Regions from separate parts of the Homo sapiens genome. Here region 2 is linked to region 1. A link is an interaction called in ENCODE POLR2A ChIA-PET data of the cell type or tissue named here. Cell type or tissue: PC-9. All regions are shown on one strand. Links, peaks and the distances in the headings refer to the core of each region. The heading gives the core; the rest is flanking DNA. Region 1 overlaps DNAJC17 (DnaJ heat shock protein family (Hsp40) member C17). Region 2 overlaps CCDC32 (coiled-coil domain containing 32).

Evidence for each region. ChIA-PET counts read pairs that join two places held together with the same protein. Peaks named below come from ENCODE experiments on the same cell type or tissue, not always from the same donor. Only the 100,000 strongest peaks of a DNase experiment are listed, where the experiment ranks them.
Region 2: POLR2A ChIA-PET joins it to region 1 with 7 read pairs; 5 of 35 experiments call an interaction of 5 or more read pairs at or near these places.

Annotation. Positions count from the first base shown.
Region 1 is chr15:40,786,026-40,788,933 of GRCh38, reverse strand. All of the region lies in intron 1 of DNAJC17 (DnaJ heat shock protein family (Hsp40) member C17), which reads left to right. Among named protein-coding and RNA genes, the nearest start is that of C15orf62, 18 kb to the right of the region's middle. In PC-9, for the core only: no CTCF peak of the experiment used is centred there; a DNase peak (open chromatin) is centred at 1,393; H3K4me3 peaks cover 1,709 bases; H3K27ac peaks cover 2,500 bases.
Region 2 is chr15:40,561,317-40,564,224 of GRCh38, reverse strand. CCDC32 (coiled-coil domain containing 32) reads left to right here. Exons shown (of 4, transcript NM_001080792.4): 2 at 1,198-1,453. The coding sequence starts at 1,210. Among named protein-coding and RNA genes, the nearest start is that of CCDC32, 2.3 kb to the left of the region's middle. In PC-9, for the core only: no CTCF peak of the experiment used is centred there; no DNase peak of the experiment used is centred there; H3K4me3 peaks cover 127 bases.

The DNA.
Region 1 (2,908 bases), core at 306-2,805:
TGTAAGGAATGAAAGGATCAATCTTTCAGGCACAGGGAACTTCTCTTTTATTTTTATTTATTTATGTTTATTTAAAGAGATGGATCTCACTCTGTTGCCCAGGCTGGCATGCAGTGGCATGCAGCCTCAAACTCGTGGACTCAAATAATCCTTCCCAGCCCCACCCAAGTAGCTGGGACTACAGGTGCATGCCACCATGCCTGGCTCATTTAAAAAAAAATTTTTTTTTTTTTTTTTTGAGACAGAGTCTCGCTCTGTGGCCCAGGCTGGAGTGCAGTGGCATGATCTCGGCTCACTGCAAGCTCCGCCTCCCGGGTTCATGCCATTCTCCTGCCTCAGCCTCCCGAGTAGCTGGGACTACAGGCGCCCGCCACCATGCCCGGCTAATTTCTTGTATTTTTAGTAGAGACGGGGTTTCACCGTGTTAGCCAGGATGGTCTCGATCTCCTGACCTCATGATCCACCCACCTCGGCCTCCCAAAGTGCTGGGATTACAGGCGTGAGCCACCGTGCCCGGCCCATTTTTAAATTTTTTGTAGAGGTGGGGTTCGCTTTGTTGCCCATGCTGATCTTGAACTCCTGGCTTCAGGCGATCCTCTTGCTTTGGCCTACCAAAGTGTTAGGATTACAGGCATCAGCCACCATGCCTGGCCAGAGGGGACTTTTAGGCAGGTGCCCAGAGCTCTGTTGTTTGCTTCCTGCGTGTGACATCAGGCAGTCATATACCTCTGGGGTTCCTGCTAGTGAGGGGATGGGGAGGCATCTGCCTCTCCGGGCTTGGGGAGACGTGGCTGCCCCAGCTGTTATCACTCACTGTGCCTGTGACTGGAACTGGGCCTGGCAGTGGGTTTCCAGCTGATTTACCCGGGATGCTTTGTCCATTCAGTGCTTGTTGTCACATAGAGCTGCCTCCCTCTGTGTCCTCCTTATCTAAGTCTAACCTATCAGCCTCGGCCTCTTTACTTGTACCACTTACTTACCTGGCTCCAAGCTTTATTACAAGAAAGGACAGCAACCTTTTAAAAAATAATGATCCCTTCTTTGTAGGGCACCTTTCTTTTAAGTTAATGATGGCTATTTTGTATTTATTGGATCCCTTAGCACTTAGCTTTTTTGGGTGAGTCAGGAGTTCCTTCCCCCATCAAGAGGTGAAACTGGAGGCAGGTGGATGTCAGAGGCCCTGCTGTGTGCTTGCGGCAAAACCCAGTGGAGGTGGCTAGAGACCCAGCTTCCAGCCCTCCTCCCCTGCTCTGGGTTCAGGTTGCTGAAAGTGGTAGAACCGGTTATAGAGCTTCCGGGGAAGGGCTGGGTGGCTGCCAATTTATTATTCATTGTCTGATGTGGGCAATGAGGGGGTAACATTTAGTTCCCACTGTGGTTATCCTGGCAGTCTGCTTTAGTAATTCCTTCCCTTTCCCAGACTTGGTTTTTTAAGAGGAGGTGTTAGCAGGGAGGAGGAGAAATTGTGAAATAGTGGTCAGATCTCCTAGGGTCTGGATGGCACCTACTTCCTTCTGCTCCTCAGTGGGTCTGAAGTAATTGACATAGTTGAGGTTTCCGATTGTGTTTTGGTTGAGAACAAATGAATGTTTGCCAATTCATGCAACAGATATTTATTGTGTGCCTGCTGAATGCCAGGTGCTGTTCACTGTTCTGGACCCTGGGGAGAAGCAGAACTCCCTGCCTCCTAAGTACATCCACTTTATTTGTAAGGGGAACCCCCATACCTTCCTATACCCTTATGCTCTCATTTAAGGTATAGTTATAACCAGCTTATCTGTTTCTCTAGACCATACCAGAAAAGAAGCAGCAGATGAGCAGCACTTCTAGGGAAGGGCTGGCATCTGGCAGTCTAGTAGAGGCCAACTAAGGAAGTAATAGGAAAACTATTAAAAGAGTAGAATTTAAAATCCTCGCCACCTAGGGAAGCAAATGAAAAGCCTGACACCACTCTCCGTAGAACGTGTCATACTATTCAGTAGTTGATGTTCTGGATGATGATCCTGAGACATCAAAAACAGATTAAACTCAACCAGTCTAGGATGGAAAAAGGGTGGTAGACAGTGAGGTTTTTAGAAAGCCATCAGGAGAAAGACCAAGTTTCTGCAAATTGCAGTTCGAAGTACTCACGGAGCTTACATTTATCTGAGATCTTCGTCCTTCTGAGGCTGGGCCTTAGAAAGAGCTTCTCCTCTGAAAAGCCATGATCTGGATGGGGAACTTTGGGTTGGAAACATTTGAACTGTCACCTGGATCCTTTGTGAAGTCTCAGAAATGCAAGTGTTTCTAAGCGCTAGAGAGACCAGGGGATTTAGGGGAAACCTATAGGTAAAGAAGAAAAGCTGCAAGTGAAAAGCCACACCTTGCTGTGGCTGCTTCAGCTCTGCCTCAGTGATCCCAGCACCTGCAGACACAGTTTCTTTCTTTCTCTTTTTAGAGATGGGGTCTTGCTCTGTTGCCCAGGGTGGTCTCAAACTCCTGGGCTCAAGCGATCCTCCCGCCTCACCTTCCCAAAATGCTGGGATTACAGGCGTGAGCCACTGGACCTGGGCCAGAGTCAGTTTCTGGAGGAGCTTCCAACCCGGGATACCTGGCTTTCAGCAGTCCTGTTTATCCTATATCATAAGGAGTAAGATTATAGAGGATGGCCCTTCTATTTCTTGTTCTTCTGAAAGTTCCTCTCCTTCCCAATTTTGTGATAGTTATAAAAAATAATTGTTGTACATTTTTACCCTGAATCTAGCCTTTTGAGCTGTTCATAAGGTAGGATTATTTAATAATAAACAATATTGAGACCGGAAGGTTTTTCAAAGGCCTGCTTTAGGAGAGTTGTGTTTACATGGTGAGAAATTCTTCAGGCAGCAGTCAACTCCAGGAGGGCTGGACAAAGCTGGGAATCTAGTTTGTA
Region 2 (2,908 bases), core at 133-2,632, 220 kb after region 1:
TGTAACAGTACTCTCTGACAGACACTTTTTACCAAGCAGGATCTTCATGTATATGGAACTGTGGAAAGACCTTTAGTCTGTGTTCTGTTGAAAACAGAATTTAGGGGCCGGGCGCGGTGGCTCACGCCTGTAATCCCAGCACTTTGGGAGGCCGAGGCGGGCGGATCACAAGATCAGGAGATCGAGACCACCCTGGCTAAACGGTGAAACCCCGTCTTTACTAAAAAATGCAAAAAATTAGCCGGGCGTGGTGGCGAGTGCCTGTAGTCCCAGCTATTTGGGAGGCTGAGGCAGGAGAATGGCGTGAACCCGGGAGGCGGAGGTTGCAGTGAGCCAAGTTAGCGCCACTGCACTCCAGCCTGGGCGACAGAGCGAGACTCTGTCTCAAAAAAAAAAAAGAAAGAAAGAAAGAAAAAAAAACAGAATTTAATTGACTGGAGATAGAACTGTTGCATTTTGGAGATCTTTGGAGAAAAGTGCAGGCTGGTTGTCCAACCTGGAAATGCCCTACAGATTTGTGTGTGTGTGTGTGTGTGTGTGTGTGTGTTAAAATATATGTAGCATAAAATTGACCATTTTAACTATTTTTGTGTGTATGATTCAGTGGTGTTCACATTGTTGTGCAACCATAACTACCATCCACCTCCAGAACTTTTTCATTTTCCCAAACTGAAACTGTGTACCCATTAAACAGTAATTCCCCATTCTTTCTACCTCCCAGCCCCCAGCTCCCACCATCCTATTTTCTGTATCTATGAATTTGACTACTCAGGTACCTTATATAAGTGGAATCACAGTATCTGCCTTTTGTGTATGGCTTGTAGGAATTCCATTTTTATTTTTATTTTATTTATTTATTTGTGAGACAGGGCCTCGCAATGTCACCCAGGCTGGAGTGCAATGGCGTGATCACCACTCACTGCAGCCTCTATCTCCTGGGCTAAGGTGATCCTCCTACCTCAGCCTCCGGAGTAGCTGGGACTACAGGCATGTGCCACCACACCTGTCTAATTTTTGTATTTTTAGTAGAGATGGGATTTTGCCATGTTTCCCAGGCTGGTCTCGAACTGCTGGCCTCAAATGATCTGACTGCCTCGGCTTCCCAAAGTGTTGGGATTACAGTCGTGAGCCACTGTGCTCAACCTTATGCTGTATTCTTAAAGCCAGTTCTTACTCACTTGAGCTTCTGTTTTATAGCTCAGATTCCAAATGAAAATGTTTGAGAGCGCTGACTCTACAGCCACAAGATCTGGCCAGGATCTCTGGGCTGAAATTTGTTCCTGTCTGCCAAATCCTGAACAAGAAGATGGTGCCAACAATGCATTCTCAGACTCCTTTGTGGATTCTTGCCCTGAAGGTGAAGGCCAGAGGGAGGTGGCTGACTTTGCTGTCCAGCCAGCTGTAAAGCCTTGGGCTCCCTTGCAGGATTCAGAAGTGTATTTAGCATCTCTAGGTAAGTTTGACGGCTCTAGGGAAGCATATTGAAGTTCTGTTACATCAAACTTGGTTTCCTATTCTTTTGTGTTGTTGTTATTCCTGTCACACGTATCTGTCAGATATAATTCCAAGGGATGTTTCAAGCCGGCTGTTGGGAAGCAGCCCCCTTTTCCTTGAACAGATCTTTTTTTATTTTTATTTTTAATTTTTTGAGACTTTCACTCTTGTTGCCCAGGCTGGAGTGCAGTGGCGTGATCTTAGCTCATGGCAACCTCCACCTCCCGGGTTCAAGCGATTTTCCTGCCTCAGCCTACCGAGTAGCTGGGATTACAGGCGCCTGGCACAATGCCCGGCTAATTTTTTGTATTTTTAGTAGAGATGGGGTTTCATTTCACCATGTTGGCTAGGCTGGTCTCGAATGCCTGACCTCAGGTGATCCACCTGCCTCGGCATCCCAAAGTGCTGGGATTACAGGCATGAGCCGCCGTGACTACCCGAACAGCTCTTAAAACAGTTTTTGTCACTTCCTGCCTCTGCCCAGTTCATCTAAATTCTGTGTTTGATTTCTTGGCATTCTGTAGAACCCTCTTGCCTACTGTTGGTTGCCCGTATATTCAAATAACTCAAAAGTGTTAAACCTTATGCCATCCTGCAAGAAAATGTGATGGCCCCAGGGCTACATGTGGATTTCTGATGCTGGAGTTTGAAAAACTTACATAAATAGATTGATTGTTGAGAATGGGAGCATATTGACATAAGATTCATTCTGCCTCTTGTTAGCCATTTTATTTTAAAAATATTTCCTGAACACATTTTCAGTACCCTGTCCTGCGGCCATAGTATAAGTATCTAGAGAGATTCCAAACACAGGAAAGAGATTCAAATTGTCCCATGCTAGGGGAAAAAGAAATATCAGTCTAGGGCGGTGAGGGGCAGTCTTTAGAATTGTAATATCCTTTTATTGTGGAACAACCATGAGATTCATCCATGTTTCACAAAGCCAAACCTGGGAATAAGGCTTACCTTGGCCTCCTGAAGTGCTGGGATTACAGGCGTGTGCCACCGCGCTTGGCCCTAATTTTTTTATTTCAATAGCTTTTGGTGTACAAGCGGTTTTTGGCTACATGGATTAATTGTATAGTGGTGAAGTCTGAGATTTTAGTGCACCCATCACCCAAGTAGTGGACATTGTACCCAATGTGTAGTTTTTTATCCCTCACCCCTCTCCAAACCTCCCCACTTCTGAATCTCCAAAGTCCAGTATACCACTTTGTGTTTTGTTTTTTTTTTGGTTGTTGTTTTGTTTTTTTTTTTTGAGACGGAGTCTCATTCTGTTGCCCAGGCTGGAATGCAGTGGCACGATCTCGACTCACTGCAACCTCCGCCTCACGGGTTCAAGCAATTCTGCTGCCTCAGCCTCCTGAGTAGCTGGGATTACAGTCGCCCACCACCACGCCTGGCTCATTTTTGT